2 separate regions of the Homo sapiens genome follow, and region 1 is linked to region 2. The links are chromatin loops, found by intact Hi-C in ENCODE. Cell type or tissue: mammary epithelial cell. All regions are shown on one strand.

Region 1 (8,000 bases), 510 kb before region 2:
CTGGAGCCCTCGAGCGGATGGGGCAGAGAGCTGGGCTTGAACCTCCGCAGCTTGTCTTGGGGCCCCCAGACGAACTTGCAGCGGGGCCGGAAGTGCTCCCAGGCGAAGTGCACCAGCTGGCGGCGCTGGTGTCGGCAGCGCACGGCGAACATGAAGTAGTCCAGGGCACTCTGCCGCACCCCCGGCAGCTCCCGCCGCACCAGCGTCTCCTCCAGGAAGAAGCGGACCAGCGGCGCCTGGAAGTGCTCGAGGCCCAGCTCACCCAGCGACTTGAGGATGCGTGTGATGCGGAGGTTGTTGTGGCTGCGCCTGCGAGAGATCCGGGTCAGGAGAGGTCAATGGCTGGGGCCCCTCCTGCTGGGCCGCACCCCGCCCTGGCCTGCCCTCCCACCCGGCTCCACGAGGTCTCCCCACCCTGGCCCACGATTCAGTCTCTCTCTCCATTTACCTCTCTGGGCCCAGGGGAGGACTCATGCCATCCCTGTGAAAATGGCCTGTGGGCCCTAGACACACGGGGGTTAGGGGGATGCTGACGCATCACCTAGAGGGTGGCTGTACCCCGAGTCCCCCTGGTGGGGAGGAGCTGGCTGGATGAGAGCCACAAGGGGCCCCTGCAGGGTACAGGCGCCTCGAACACCCTGTGAGAACTGGCTGTACCGCCTGCAGGTTCTCCATCACCCCTGCTTGCTTCTCTATGTGGACTGCCACCTCCTGGGTGCAGGAAGAGCATTCTTTACCTTCTCACCAACCCTATCGGGGAGGGACCGCCCGGCTCTACAGGCAGCAAGGAGGGGACTCAGGGCCTTGGTCCATTGCCCAAACAGCCCTGGAGTTCTCCGTCTGCAGCAGCGCTCTGTGACCTGCCCGAAACCTGACGTGGCCCTGTTCTGCGCCGGGGTGGGGGTGGGCGGGAGCAGCCGGGCCTCACCAGTTCAGGTTCTGGAAGCGCTTCTGGTAGTTCTGTGCTCGGCCCACCGTGCCCGTGCCTCGGTCCTCCAGCCGGATCCCGTAGAAGCCCAGCATGAGCTCGTAGGCCCGGACAAGCCGCTCCTGGATCTCCTGGGAGCTTTTAAACACCTGGAAAAGACCCCCTTGGAGAGCTCAGGCACCATCCCTGAAGCCCCGGTTCCTGAGTGTGGGGGTGGCCGTGGGTCCCGACTCACTCAGAGGCCTGGACTAGACAGACAGACAGACAGACATTTATTTAGAGACAGAGTCTTGCTCTGTTGCCCAGGCTGGAGTGCAATGGTGTGACCTCAAGTCACTGCAACCTCTGCCTCCCGAGTAGCTGGGATTACAGTTGCCTGCCACCACACCTGGCTAATTTTTTTCTATTTTTAGTAGAAACGGGGTTTTGTCACGTTGGCCAGGCTGGTCTCAAACTCCTGACCTCAGGTGATCCACCCGCCTCAGCCTCTCAAAGTGCTGGGATTACAAACGTGAGCCACGGCACCTAGCCTGGACTCAGACTTTTAGGGTAAAGTGACAAGAGACACACTCATGCCTCCATCTCTCCTCTGAGCTGCTCCGAGCTCTCACCAGGGCCTGAGGCTGCCGCCCTCCCCTGAGAGGAAGTCGCTGGCCATGGGAAAGTGCCAGGAGGGGCCCCTCGGCTCTCTAAGTCCCTGCATCCCTCAGGGGCAGCTTCCACACTTGGGTGACCCCACTCCAGCCTAAACCAGTGGTGAGAAAGGCAGGTCCCGCCACTCCGGGTCTCTCAGGGGCTCAGCCCCAGACTCCCGCATGGGGACAAACAGCCTCGGAAATTGAGTTTCTCTAGATGCCTGGTGGGGTGAGGACCACTGGGGAGGGAAGGTCATCATACTGGAGGCTCTTTCGGCCCTTCTGCCTTCCAAGGGACCCCTGAGGGGGCACCAAATGCCTACTGCCAGAGGCGACCCCGTCTCTGCAGCGGCGTGGCTTGCCCAGGCCTCCCCATCTTCCCCTCCAGTCACAGCCAAGGCCTGGCTCACCTCGACCTCCCTGAGCGTGAGGGGCTTGGCATGCCAGTTCACTCCTGGTTCTCGCAGAGGAAACAGCCTGCAGGAGAAGAGATGCTCAGGCAAGGGATTAGGAGAGCCGCTTCCAGACCTTGGGCAGGTGCTCGCTGTGTAGCCCGGGGCAGTTCCAATCCCCTCTGGGTTCCCAGGCTCAACTCTAGGAGGGAGTGGCTAGGTGGAGGAGCGAGGGTGGGAGAGCTCAGGTGAGCGTGCAAGGGCCCAGGACAGGAGGTGTGTGGTGCGTAAGTCACAGCCTGCATGCTCAGCAGGACTGGGGAGGTGACTCAGGCAGCGAGGGGCCCTGCAGCCATCCAGCCCGGGCGGACAGGGCCTTCCTTTCTACTCCTCACTCTTCCCTCTCTTGTGTTGTCACTCATGACACGTCACACACCAGCAGAGGCTCCCTGTGGACGCCCAGCGAGCTGTCCCCAAAGCAGGGCATGCTGTTTCCGGGGCCACATTGTGGGTCCCCAAGACGCCTGCCACAAGTCTCATCCCAGCACTACGCCAGGACCCTGCCCCAGCTGAGTCCGAGACGGGGGCCGCCCCTTGAGGCTCACTGAGGCCTCCTGGCACTAAGGCTGCCCCTCTGGCAGGCAGTGCCTGCCCCCTCTCCTGTTTCAGGGAGCTTGTGTGCAGCCCTTCCTGTCTCCCTGGTCACCAAGAGCCCACAGATTGGGGACAGACCTGAGCCTTCCCTCAGCGGCCCTTGCATGTCCAGTAATGTCCATCCGTGTAATGTGGACACCAGCTTCCAGGAAGGGCAGGGAGTGCTCAGTCCGTGCCAGGAAGCAGCGTCGGGAGGGCTCCTGCCTGGGAGGGCCCTCCCCCTGTGGCCTCGCCAACCCCCCATCCCCCCATCCTCCCCAACTCACCACTGGATGTAGGAGTGATTGTCCTCAAGGAGGTCATAGTTGTCCGTCCAGTTCTGAAGAATGTCCTCAATGAAACAGCCTGGGAGCCCCATGGGGACAAGTCAGCTGTGGCAGCCACCCTGCCCGTGCTCAGGAGGACGGGGTGTGGGTGGGGGACATAAGGAGAGAGTGCTGCCAGCAGCTTCCCCAAGCTATTCCTCGCCCTCATCTCCTGAGGCTCTTCAGGGTGCTAGGCTCAGTGGGGCTGCCCATCCCTCCTCCGATGCACAGCCCTTGCCCTGCTGCCATCTGTGACCTGGACCCTTGTTGCTGGCTGGCGGCAAACCCCACTGAGAGCCCGGAAGGTCCCTCTGGGGGAACCACTGGTCCTCGACCAGGACCTGTCTGTACAGGAGGGGGCCTCAGTGCCTCCTGCAAAAGCGTGGCCCGTCAGCCACAGAAATCTGTCCTCAAACACAGCCCCCAGCTGAACCCAGTCCCATGATGTGGCAGGCACAGTCTCCTGAGATGGGGGCCTGACAGTGTTTTGTGCAGCCACCCAGTCTCTGTTTCACGTTGCAGCCCGGCACGTGCATAAACAGGTGTGGGCACGTGCCCGTGAAGCTTTATTGACACTGAAATTTTAATTTCTTATAATATCAAAGTAATAGAACACTGTTCTTTTTTTTTTTTTTTTTTTTTTTTTTTTTGAGACAGAGTCTCATTCTGTTGCCCAGGCTGGAGGGCAGTGGCGAGATCTCGGCTCACTGCAACCTCCACCTCCCAAGTTCAAGCGATTCTCCTGCCTCAGCCTCCTGAGTAGCTGGGACTACAGGCGCACGCTACCACACCTGGCTAATTTTTTTTGTATTTTTAGTAGAGACAGGGTTTCACCATATTGGCCAGGCTGGTCTCGAACTCATGACTTTGTGATCCACCCGCCTTGGCCTCCCAAAGTGCTGGGATTACAAGCGTGAGCCACCAGGCCCGGCCTCTACTTTAATTTTTTGCAACCATTTAAAAATATAAAAGCTATCCTTAGCTCGTTGGTTTACATGTGGCTTTCATGAGGTCGTGCAGGAGTTCAGTAGTTTTGATAGAGACTGTGTGGCCTGAAAAGCTGCAGATATTCAGTCTCTGGCTCTTTACAGAGATAGCCCACCCCGACCCAAACACCACTGCGGAGATCCCAAGCCGGGGATCCTGGAGTCCCTCTGGCCGCCTCCAGGGGGCACTGTGGGGCTATTTGAAAGCCGTGGCCCTGGTAATCGCCGGGTACATCCCAAACCAGGGCCCAGTGGACCACCCCTGCCAGGCAAGGATGGAAGCGCCGGCTGCCAGTGGTTGTGAGGCACCTACCGTTGGGCAGGAAGCGGATCTCATTTCTGTAGAAACTCAGGTTTGGCGTGTCCCCATTGCAGTCTCGTTCCACCAGATCCTGAAGAGCCAGAGAAAGGGGACAGCAGGGATCCATCAGACACAAGCTGCCCTGGGGCCCTCCGTGTCTTTCGGGGAGGCGCATCTGCAAACCTCCAGGCTGGCCCAATACCCCAAGAGCCCGCCTGGCTCCTCACTCTGCAGGTGGGGGCCATTCAGAGGACAGCAGCTGCCTCCAAGCCCCAGGGACCCCCCTTCCCCATTTCGCCAGCCAGGCCAGGCCTGGCAGGTCCCCTCCTCAGCACCCTGAAGGCAGCACAGGGGTTTCCGTGATTCAGGGGTGTGGAGGGTAATGGCTGAGGACAACCTGCAGGAGACAGGGCTGGCATGGGGGTGGGGTGCTGTGTGGGCGGTATCACGGACCCCACACGTGTGCATCACGAGGCTGGCACTATGGCCATGTTTGCAAGGCGACGGTGTGCTGAAGCTCAGAAAAGTAGGGGGATGCCCCCGGTCTCCCGCGAGAGGGGAAGGGCAGGGCTCTGAATCTATACCAGGCTGTGCCCCAGGCAGGGTCCTGCCCAGAACTGTGGCCCTGGCACAGCAAGCCAGGCCAGCCTTCCAGTAGAACCTGGGACATTCTGCCTGAGAAGAGCAGCTGGCGGGAGGGTTCTGTGTCCCGGGGCAGGGGCAGGTACGTACCGGATAGTTGTGCCGATACCTACACATGTCCCTCGTGGCTCGCCAGTTTCTGGACCCTGTCATTCTGGACTGGGAAGAAAAGAGATGGGATTAGGACCCCCATGGGAGACCCCCAAGTGAGTCCCAACGTGGTGAGGGCTGCAGGGCCTGGGCCAGCTGCCACAGAGCTGTCTTTAAAGGGCGGGGGTTTCATGGCTCCTCCCTCTCATTCTCCTGCCCTGGCTCTTTTTTGGGGGTTCCCAGTGGGGCAGATTTGGGCCTCAGTAACGCATCCCAATACCCTGCACAGAACCAGAGAGGGCTGCGGTAGCCAGGTGGGGGGCTGCTCCTTCTCTAGGCCCCTTTGGGACTCCTGGCTTCCACCTTAGGGTGGCCCCTGGCTGACATGCACCTCCCCTGGGGTGTGGCCCTGACCCTCTCCTCCTCCTAGGCCTGCTGGCCACCTCCACCCTGGCTTTAGCCTCTGTTCTGTGCCCCTGGAGACTCCCCCTGCTTTGTACACTAAAGTCACCAGGCTGTGTTCTTGGGGGCAGTGGCCTCACCACCTGTAGCCCCAGAAGGGGACCCAGGTGCTTCTGGCAGGGTCTAATGAATGAATGCCCCTTCCCTGCCCAACCCCACGCCTCACTGGCCACGGTGAGGGCAGGCCCTGAGTCTCCAGCCTCCAGCCCTGTCTAGTGATGGCTTCTCAGCAAGATGTCAGGTCCCCTTGATGCCCCAAGCCCTTCAGCCCCCATCTCTGCAGGCCAAGCATCATGGGGCTGAGCAAAGGGCCGGAAGTACCTAGTGATGAGGATGGTGGGACACAGCCCTGACCTTGTGATGAGGGTGGGGGGCCTGGGGCTGAGCCTCACTCGGTGGGTAGGGCAGGAATGGGCGTATTTGTCCAGGGCAACAATTGGGACCCAGGATCCTGGGGGAGTGCTAGAAGGGGGGTTAGGAGGCCCGGTCAGCCACTGTATCCCCTGGCTCCCCGCTGAGCTCCAGCTGGGACCTGGCGTTGCCTCTCTGCCTGATTTTTCTTTCTTATTTTTTTCCCCTCGAGATGGAGCTTCATGCAATCTCCACCTCCCAGGCAATCTCCACTCACTGCAACCTCCACCTCCCAGGCAATCTCCACTCACTGCAACCTCCACCTCCCAGGTTTAAGCGATTCTCCTGCTTCAATCTCTGGAGGAACTGGGATTACAGGTGCCCATCACGCCTGGCTAATGTTGTATTTTTAGTAGAGACAACAGTTTCACCATGTTGGCCAGGCTAATCTTGGACTCCTGACCTCTGGTGATCCGACTGCCCAGGCCTCCGAAAGTGCTGGGATTACAGGCCTGAGCCACCGCCACCGACCTCTCGGCCTGATTTCTCAACAGGGCCGCTGGTGTGGTTCTCTCGCCCCGCCTGATCATCAGTTTCTACTTCTCCTTCCTGGGGCCAGCGGGAGCCTCCCTGGGTCAGTTCTGGAGGCTGGGTCCTGACTGGATGTGGCCACACAGTCAGCCCACAGGTGCATACATGACACTGCCCAGGAAAAAGTGAAACAGCCCCGCCAGGGTCCAGCGCAGGCAGCTGGGGAGGCCTGAGGGGTCCAAAGGGGAAGGGGAGGGGCTTGTGGACAGAAGCCACAGCAGGAGGCAGAGGGAAGAGGTCAGGGGTCACGGGCGCCTGGCAGGATGGTCAGGGCCTCTGAGCACCGCTTCAGGAGAGCGGCCTGAGGAACTCCAGTGAGGAAAGCCCGTCAAGAGCCCACCCAGGGGTCACACCGTCCTGTGGGACAGAGCCAGACCCCACCCCCCTGCCCAGCCTGCCTGGCCGCTGCCCTCCCGGCGACAGGGCGGAGCCCCTCCGTGCTCTCTCACTGCCCGCTCCACCATGGCCAGGCGCAAACGCAAACAGTGCTGGGTGCCAAGGGGAGAATCCATGCGGAGCCGTCGAGTTCCATGCACTTCCCGGCCCTCCGCAACCCGGGCAGCTCAGCTGGAAGGCCGCTCCCAGATCAATCCCAGCTCCCCGACAGGGGGGCCGGACTGCGACAGTGTGGCGTTCCCAGCGCGGCAACAAAAGTAACCCCGGCGATGACAGGCGCCCGGCGGTAACAAAAGTAACAAGCGGAGGCCCCGTCGGCCCGCCCCGGGCTCCCGCAGGTGCAGACGCGAAGCCTCCCAGGCCAGACCCGGCCCGGGCCCCAGCCCCAGCCCCAGCCCCAGCCCCAGCCCCAGGCCGCGGGGCCTGCGCAGGGGCCGCCAGGAGGCCGAGGCGCGGGCCCGAGGCGGGAGGGGTTCCATCAGGGGCGGCCACGGCGGCTGGGGGCGGGACGCGCCCGAGGCACCCCCGGGGGGAACGGCGCCCACACACGATGGGGCCCGGGAGGCTCAGCTCCGCTGTCACCCACGCGCGGCCCCCGCACTTCCCCGCCGGGCCCTGGGGCTGGGGGTCGGCCGGTCTGGGGGGGGGTCCCCGGGGCTGCGGGAGCTCCAGGAGGCTCCAGGTGTCTCCGCCCGGGATGGGGGGGTCTCCCGTCCACGCAGCCGGGCGGGGGGCGCCGGGGACCCCAGGCCTCTTCCGCGCCGCGGGGCCGCACCTGGAACGAGCTGGGCCGCGCCGCCCGCGGCTCCTCCGACTCCTCGTCCTCGTCCCCTGCGTCCGCGTCCCTCGCGCCGGCGGCCTCGCCGTCCTCGCAGTCCTCGTCCTCCGCGTCCTCCGCATCCTCCTCGTCCTCCTCCCAGGTGGAGTCGCAGTCGGGGTCGTCCATGCTCGGCGGCGGCGGGGCTCGCGCTGGAGGCGGAAGCGAAACCGAAAGCAGAGGAAGCGCGGGGGGCGGGCGGGGGGAGGGGACGGAGCGGCCCAGGCCCCGCCCGCGTCCGCGCGCAACGCCCCTCCCTCCCCGGGACGCCCGCCCCGCGCCCCTCCCTCCCCCGAGAATCCCCCAACGTCCGCCCGGGAGGATGCCCCTCGCGGAACGCCCACCCCCACCCCACGATGCCCACCCGGGAGGATTCGCCCCACCCCGTCTCGCAAGGATGCCCGCCCTAGGAGATCCTCCCTCCCGAAAATGTCCCCAAAGCCTGCCCGC
Region 2 (8,000 bases):
AGGGGGCACCACTTGAAGTGAGGCGACGGTGGGATGCAGACCCGTCCTACCCCGTGAAGGTGGGAGTGGGGAGTGACCCAGGGAGCTCACAGGGTCTCTAACTTTTAGAATCTTCTATTTCCACTTCCAAACAACCTGTGCTGAGGGGGCGAGTCATCCACAGTAGACTCTGGCCTCCCAGGAAACCCTGAGCTCACGTGACACATGTGACAGTTACCGCCTAGCGCAGAGAGTTCGTGGCCGCTGCTTCCGCTGGCCCCCAGCGCCCCAGGCATCGGGGGGTTGTTCAGATACTCGTTGACTTTCCGGCAATGCTCCTCATCCTGGTCTGTCTTGGGTTCCTGCAAGAGGAAGGGCATGTAAGGGCAGGAGCTGGCGCCAGCTCACCCAGGGCCACCACAGCCATCCTCTGACCTGGCTTCCAGGTGAGGGACCTGAGACGCAGAGGCGCGTGTGCCTGGCCACACAATGCTGAGGAGACAGGACCCGGCCCAGCAGGTGAGGGGACGGCAGTGGCGCCTCCTGAGCACGATGCTCTGCGCCCTGTCCCCATCCGCCGCAATCCCGGGTGTGCCCTGTCCCCCTCCGCCCATTTCACAAATGGGGAGCCTAGAGCTCCGAAGGCACTTAGCTGCTGCCAGACCAAGCCCTCTCACCCTCCTGCCCTCTGGGGTGCGGTTCTTTACACACCCGTCTCCTTCCTTCAACCAGTGGAAGGCAGCGAACTGGCCCGCTCAGCACACCGCGGCCCAGGGCCACGGCAGGCGCTCACAATCGAGCACACGCGTGTGCACACACATGTGCACAGATCAGTGTCAGAAGCATCGACCTGCGAGCTCACAGAGCTGGGAGCAGAGCACCCACGCACACCCCGAATGGCTATGGAAGCTGCAGGGCGCCAGGGACACTGGGAGTCCCTGCTCTCATGGCAAAGCAGGGACGGGGGACTTAAAAGCCACCAACAGGAAAATCGGGGAAAAAAGGGAGATGGTGGTAACAGTTGGACACTATTTCTTGGCAAAACCGTGGAAAAACACGTTCTACACCAGCAGGTGGCAAATTGTGGCCGCCATCTGTGTTTGCAAATAAAGTTTAACTGGAGTTTGGCTATGCCTGTTCATTTTCTCAGGCCGCTGCACACTACTTGCACAGGTGACCAGCAACACAGACCATGTGCTCCACAGAGACCTCAGCCAGGGCCACCCCTGCTCTTGAAAGTGCCAAGGGGGGTGGGGTGGGGACAGCAGCTCCACCTCTGGCAGAGAGCATGGCCTTCTCTCTCCACACTGCAAACGCATGCACACGCTTCCTGACCACAGGCCCGCCACCAGTTTTCACCTACAGATGATACTGGCTTATGGAAAATGATCTGTGTACCGGGAAATTCTTTGCAACACTGCCTGTAACAGCACAAAAAACGGCAACAAGCTCAATGGTCACTGACAGATGGCAGAATGAGCAGCGGCCTCTAGACCCAAAAGACGCTCTGCAGCTGTGGGTAAGAGAAACCCTGGGCACTGACACCCCTGGCCTCCAGGACACACTGCCAGGGAAGGGGCAGGACTGTGGAAAGTGTGAGCAGGATGCTTCGTTTCTGTGAGCACCAGCAGGGAAGCCACACAGGGGCCTCTGCCTCTGCTGTGGGGGCCTCAGTGACCCACGGCAAGGGGCAGAGAGAGGGCACTGGGCATCGTTAGAACCAGGGCCAGCATGTCTGTCTGCCTGGAAATTTCACACCGCAATCGGTTGCCCGCAGCCCAGCCTGGAGCCTCCGTACTCTGGGAGAGGACCTCGGCCCCAGGTAGCATGCACCGCAGCCCTGAGGTGGCATCTCAGGCCGTGTGGCCGGGTGTGGCCGGCGCCTGCTGGTTTATAAAAGCCAATTGCACCACACTGTAAGCAAGTTCCTAACCGAATCGCAGGGCAACAAAAAGGCACAACCCCAAGGCCTGCCCCATACCTGCATCCAGAAGAAAAGCCGCTTGGACCCTGCCTTGAACTTCAGCACGTAGACCCTCCCGCTGGGGCACTGCGGCACCCGCTTGAACTCACAGTCGTCAGGGAAGATGATCAAGTCCTGGCAAGCCAGGGGAAGAGAGAGTCAGTGGCGCAGATGGCATCACTGTGCCCAGTCTCAGGAGAGCGTACTGAGCCCTGGGTCTAACCGGGTGGGGTGCGCAAGGGGCAGCTAAGCCGCCAGACCCCTCGCTGGCAGGGTCTCCACAAGGCAGAGAAGCCAGGGTCAGAGACAGCCCATGAAAGGCAAGGCCGGGGGAGAGAGCAGGGAAAGGGGCCTTTCAGATGGCAACGGGGTTTCTGAGACGTGCTGGAAACAACATTCCCAGAGTAGTTAAAAAGTCAACGCTGAACTGCTCTCAAATGTAACAAAGAACAACTAAGAGTTTGAAAAACAAAGAAGACTGAGTGAAGCCGCCAGGCACAGAGCTCCAGGCTCTCCAGGGCCACACCTCCAACCCCAGGCACCTCACACGGACAGTTCAAGGCCAGGCACAGAGCTCCGGGCTCTCCAGGGCCACACCTCCAACCCAGGCACCTCACACGGACAGTTCAAGATACACAGTGGCCGAGATGCCCCTGTCACCGCGGAAACCAGGACGACCCATCAGCAGGGCAGTCGATGACGGCCCCACGAGCGGTCCCCAGATGCGGCCAAGCCCCCACCGCGAACTCCAAAGCGAGGACTCCGAGGGCCCGAGAAGTCGCCTGTCCTGCTGCTGCGGCTCAGGGACACTCACGTCTTCCACGTTCCCGGACGTCCTGTCCTTCCAGCAGAAGTGAATAAGCGAGTCGTCCGTCTGCTGAATGTACACCAGCCCTTTCCGCTTATCCGGAGTCACGGTGGTCCCCTTCAGGGACATCTTTCCCGCCCGAAACTCCACCAAGTACTTGTTGGAGGCGCCCCGAGAGCCTGGCACCAGGCTTGGAAAGAGCGCGCCTGAGGTCGTCATCCTGAAAGCGCGGAGAGGACGCTGAGACGCGGCGGTCACTGTCGCCTGCGGTCCGGCAAGCTCCCGCCCCCTGGGGTGTTTGCGAGCAGGGGGCCTGCGCCCAGAGCTGCCTAAGGCAGACTCAGACACGCCGGGCTGCCTTTCCGCGTTTGCCCCGCTCACGACGATCGCACCGCCCGCACTCGGCGCTGGGCCGGGGCAGCCCCGCCAAGCCTAGTGGGGCCGGCCCTAGGCTTGACGCCGTCTCCGCGGGGCACCAGCCTCGACGCGCCACCCCGGCGACCCGCTCCGCGGGGCAGACCCGCCCGAGCTCCCGCCGAGCCCCACGTTCAGAGCCGCAGGCGGAACCGGGGCGGCGCCCGAGACCCCAGAACCCCCGCCCGGCCCGGCCCCCGCAGGCCCCACCCGCCGCGCCGGCCACCTTCTCGTCTTGGCTGCCCCCGCCCCATCCTTGGTCCAGCAGCCCCTGCCCCCGCCTCCGGTCGCCCCCGGCCGCCCCAGGCCCGGCGACTCCCGCACCTGCCTCGCGCCCACACTCGTTCGAGAGGCGCCGTCCGGGCTCGCTCTTCCTCCTCGGCGCCTGCCGGGCCCCGCCGGAAACCCGCGTTCGGCCCGCCCCGCCTGCCGCTCTCGCCGCCGATTGAGCCCCGTAAGCCGCGCAGCCGGCTCTAACCTGCCAACGATTGGCGAGGGCGACCGTCCATCGCACTCGCTCCTCCCCGGTCCGCCCCCGCGCCGGCGGCTCTTTTCCGGCGGAAGCGCGGGCCGCAGGGCGCTTGGACCAGAGCGGCCCCTATTGTTGCTGTGTCATAGGGGAGCGGCGGCGGCCCCTAGAGGCGGCGCCAGGGACCACAGGCGGGTTTCAGAGGGGCGCTGGGGAACTGCTCAGGTGGGGCCGAGCCCACCCCTCGGCGTCGCCCGCCCGGGCGGGCAGAGCTGTCACTCGTGTGGCTGAGCCAGGGGTTAGGCGGAGGCCGAGGAGTGCGGTCCGGCTGTGGGCGGCGGGCACCAGGGCTACGCATAGAAGTGACCATGGGTTCAGCGCTTTGGGGACCCAGGCGGGAGCTGGAGTCCACGCGTCCGGGAGAGCAGGGGTCCGGGAGGGTAGAGCGAGGGTGAGAACCGTGATATGGTCTCAGCTGTATACATCTAGTCCCGCAGGGGTCCGGGAGGGCAGGGGTCAGGAAGGGGTGGGTCCGGGAGGAGAGGGGTCCCGAGAGGGGAGGGGCTCCTGGAGGGGAGGGATCTGGGAGGGGTGAGTCCGGGAGGGGAGGGGTTCCCGGAGGGGAGGGGGCCCGGGAGGGGAGAGGGTCCCGGAGGGGAGGGATCTGGGAGGGGTGAGTCCGGGAGGGAGGAGTCAGGGAAGGCCTGAGTCCCAGACGGGTAGGGTCCTGGAAGGGAGGGGTCCTGGAGGGCAGGGGCTCACCCTCTGGACGCCTGGATGGGAAAGGCCACAGGGTAAAAAGGCGGCAGTCGCCCGCCAGTGTTGTGTAACTTTGAGTCACTTTGACACAAACTAAAGCGAAGACAACAGATAGTGTTTGTGGCGCCCCAGCCGGCTGCTGAAGGGACACGTTCTTTGGGATTTGCCTACAGCGACGCCAGGCGGGGGCTCTTAGAGGGCTCAGGCGCGGTGGCTCACGCCTGTAAACCCAGAACTTTGGGAGGCCGAGGCGGGCGGATTACTTGAGGCCAGGAGTTCAAGACCAGCCTGGGCAACATGGTGAATGAAACCCCGACTCTACTAAAAATGCAAAAATTAGCCAGGTATGCTGGCACATGCCTGTAATTCCATCTACTCAGGAGGCTGATGCACGAGAATCGCCTGAACCCGGGAGGTGGAGGTTGCAGTGAGCCGAGATTGCACCACTGCACTCCAGCCTGGGCGACAGAGGAAGACTCCTTCTCAAAAAAAAAAAATAATAATAATAATAGTAATAAAATAGAGAGGTCAGGCGCTTCGTGAGAACCCTGAGGTGCAGTGGCCTCTGCACCCCAGTTAAGCAAGACTAGATGTTTGCAGCTGAGACTGTGCCAGGGTCCTCAGGTTCTCCTTTGCCCATCGCTCACTTCCTTCTTTCCTTCAGATACTTCACTCCCTTCGGGCGCTCCCCGGGGTCACCGTGTGCTTGGTGGCTCACCCTCAGAGTGGATGCACAGCTGTGTGCTTACGTGCTCTCTGAGGTCTTTAGGTGTGTGTTTTCACTCACCCTTGTTGGGAGATGCGTTGGTGTTGATGCTGGCAGCTCCAGTCCTTTCATTCTGCAGGGAGCCTACTACTCAGGCCTCCATTGTCTCGGTGGCAGAGCTTGTGCCAGTTATGTTTAGTTGCCAGCTTTTGACTGTCATAATGCTTCCATTTGAAACATTGATTGAGCTAAAGATTCACGTTTTTTGTTTTGGAAAATGTAGCCACTTTTCATTTTAAAATGTGTGTTAACAGGTAGTAAGTTTGTTATTGTTATTTTTATGTAGCTAAATAATTTTAAATGTCCTCTTAATTCCTAGTATGGTAAATGTCAATAGATAAAGCTCACATAAACAAAAGCTCTTTGGGGTCCTGTATAATTTTTAAGAATTTAAACGGTTCCAGAAGCTAAAGGGCTTGAGAGGGGCTAACACAAAGCTCTGTGGCCCGCTGGTGACAGGTGCGTCACTGATACTGCAGCCCCATCCTCGTGCCCTCGTGTAAAACAGGGAAAAGGTGGAAATGAGAAAACCCAGCCTGGCTTTCCCGGCAAGAAGGTGGCAAGCGTCACTTGTTTATGTCACAGACAGTAAAGCAGAAGCCCCAGGGTCCGCAGGGGCCAAGTGTGCAGAGGCCAACGCAGTGGCCAAGAGGACCCTGGATTTACCATTTCCTCCACTTCCTGGAGGCCCTGTGGCCTGGGATGGCTCAAACAACCCCAGAACTCTTTACCCACACTTCAAGCGAAACTCCCACATTCCTATGAGCATGCTGCAGTGAGGAAACGAGCCGCAGCCAGGCAGGCTTTGCAGAGGCCACTGTGGGTGCCCGCTGCCAGCCCACGGGCTCTATGCGTGTGTGGGGTATGGCACCTGGAGCACCCAGCAGCCCAGGACTCCAGCTGTGGCCACAGAGTGGGTGGGGGGGCACACGCTGCTTTGTGTCAGGAATCTCGGACTTGAAGCACACACAAGGTCAGAAGGGCTGTGTGACATGTGCAGCTGTCCCTATCTTCTAATTGGTCGCTGATGGCAGTTGGTGGGACGTCTGCAAAATGCCCGCAGCATCTAGAGGAGCAGCCTCACCGGGACACGCGCATTCAGCTAAAGGATTTGGACTAAGAGATCCCCCAAAAGAGATTTCTATTCATCCTGTTTAGCAAAAAAAAAACAACCCCAGACTTGCATGATGGCTCACACCTGCAATCCCAGCACTTTGGGAGGCCGAGCTGAGAGGGTCCCTTGAAGCCCAGGAGTTCCAAGACCAGCTTAATCAAGACAGTGAGACCCTGTCTTTAGAAAAAGACAAATTAAAAAAGAGCCAGCCATGGCGGTGCATGCCTGTAGTCTCAGCTACTTGGGAGGCTGAGGTGAAGGTCAAGGCTGGCGGTGAGCCGTGATGGCACCACTGCACTGCAGCCTGGGTGACAGAGCGAGACCCTGTCTCAAAAAAGCCCCAAACTGTAAAGAAAGCACACCCTGATGCTCTCCACGTGCTGCAGGCTCCTCGGGTGAAAGGTGGGCGGCAGAGCCCAGGCTGCGCCTCCACGTGGGCAGAAGACACCTCCGGATGTTTCACCAAAGAGGTCACAGGCAGCAAAGGCACCATGGCAAGCTGCTCAACACCATTATTCATGAGGGAAATGCAAATGAAATACACCTGCTGGAACTTAGCAAACGATGGAAGGTGCCAGGCAAAGTTGGAAACACCAATGGCACGGCTACTTCGGAAAAGCATTTGGCAGGGGTAGGGTTTTTTAAACTTTTTTTTTTTTTTTTTTTTTTTTGAGATGGAATCTCACTCTATCCCATAGGCTGGAGTGCAGTGGCTTGATCTCAGCTCATTGCAGCCCCCGCCTCCTGAGTTCAAGCAGTTCTCCTACCTCAGCCTCCTGAGTAGCTGGGATTACAGGCATGTGTCACCAGACCCGGTTAATTTTTGTATTTTTATTAGAGACAGGGTTTCACCATGTGGGCCAGGTTGGTCTCGAACTCCTGAGCTTGAGCGATCCACCCGCCTCAACCTCCCAAAGGCTGGGATTACAGGTGTGAGCCACTGCACCTTGTGGGTTTTTTTTTTTTTTAACATTTTAAAAATAGACAAGTCACAACTGAGTGGAAGGCAGAGAGTTCTGGTCCCCCTGGGTGTTCGGTGAGCTACGCCGCCACCGGGTCAGCGCCCAGAGCCCGCCATTCGCGTCGAGGTCCACGTCGGTCCATCTGTGCTGCCACCACTGACCAGGCAGTTTACAAAGAAGCGAAACGTACTTTCTCACAGTTCTGCAGGTCCGGAAGTCAGCGTCAGTGGGGCGGCAGGCCTGGTTGTCTGGTGAGCGCTGTCCTCACCTGGCGTGGCACTGATGCTCTGTGGGGCAGACCAGGCAGTGTGGGAGGAGCCTCTGGCTCCGGGCTCAGGCAATGGTGGTGGAGCCCCACAGCCAAACCCCTGGAGCATTCCGAGAGCATGGACGTCTTGTGGACCGTGTGTCCCTCTGCCCCAGCCACACTGACCACTGGGACGACTGAGTCTGCTCAGCTTACGCTCCTGAAAAGCACGAAGGTGCTGGGGCAACTTACGGCAGAAGGCAGGCAGCTGAAACCTGGGGCACCGGGCCCTTCGCTGCTTCTAGCAGTAGCGTCCCCCCGCCAGGGGAGGGGGGTCCATCAGAGCCTCCTGCTGCTTGGAGAACCTGGGTGCTCCACCCATCACATGTGCCGCCCGACAGGTGTCACGAGTGTCCCCCAGCCCCCTCTCCACAGGGCAGTTTTTGGAAATGAGCCATTTGCTTGGCCAATCCTCAGGAACACGCGGTCCAAACTTCTGATAACCAGGCATGAGGACTC

What was found. Hi-C counts contacts between places; a loop is a spot of excess contacts. Peaks named below come from ENCODE experiments on the same cell type or tissue, not always from the same donor. Only the 100,000 strongest peaks of a DNase experiment are listed, where the experiment ranks them.
Region 1: it touches region 2 in a loop (15-fold over the local background); 28 of 110 quality-filtered maps call a loop at or near these places.

What each region holds. Positions count from the first base shown.
Region 1 is chr20:62,804,539-62,812,538 of GRCh38, reverse strand. OGFR (opioid growth factor receptor) reads right to left here and starts at 7,704. Exons shown (of 7, transcript NM_007346.4): 1 at 7,509-7,704; 2 at 4,934-5,002; 3 at 4,214-4,292; 4 at 2,876-2,954; 5 at 1,974-2,040; 6 at 929-1,077; 7 at 1-309. The coding sequence starts at 7,679. It overlaps OGFR-AS1 (OGFR antisense RNA 1), which reads left to right and starts at 6,952. Exons shown (of 3, transcript NR_102430.1): 1 at 6,952-7,071. RefSeq lists silencers at 3,980-4,029, 6,771-6,830, 6,981-7,150, 7,211-7,360, 7,441-7,510 and an enhancer at 7,026-7,931. In mammary epithelial cell, a CTCF peak has its summit at 4,068 (motif pointing right); no DNase peak of the experiment used is centred here; H3K4me3 peaks cover 1,859 bases.
Region 2 is chr20:62,298,538-62,306,537 of GRCh38, reverse strand. ADRM1 (ADRM1 26S proteasome ubiquitin receptor) reads right to left here and starts at 3,541. Exons shown (of 10, transcript NM_007002.4): 1 at 3,489-3,541; 2 at 2,757-2,970; 3 at 1,961-2,077; 4 at 218-341. The coding sequence starts at 2,969. RefSeq lists an enhancer at 249-752 and silencers at 3,432-3,891, 3,912-4,031. In mammary epithelial cell, CTCF peaks have their summits at 3,787 (motif pointing left) and 4,552; DNase peaks (open chromatin) are centred at 367, 3,677 and 4,507; H3K4me3 peaks cover 3,173 bases; H3K27ac peaks cover 1,824 bases.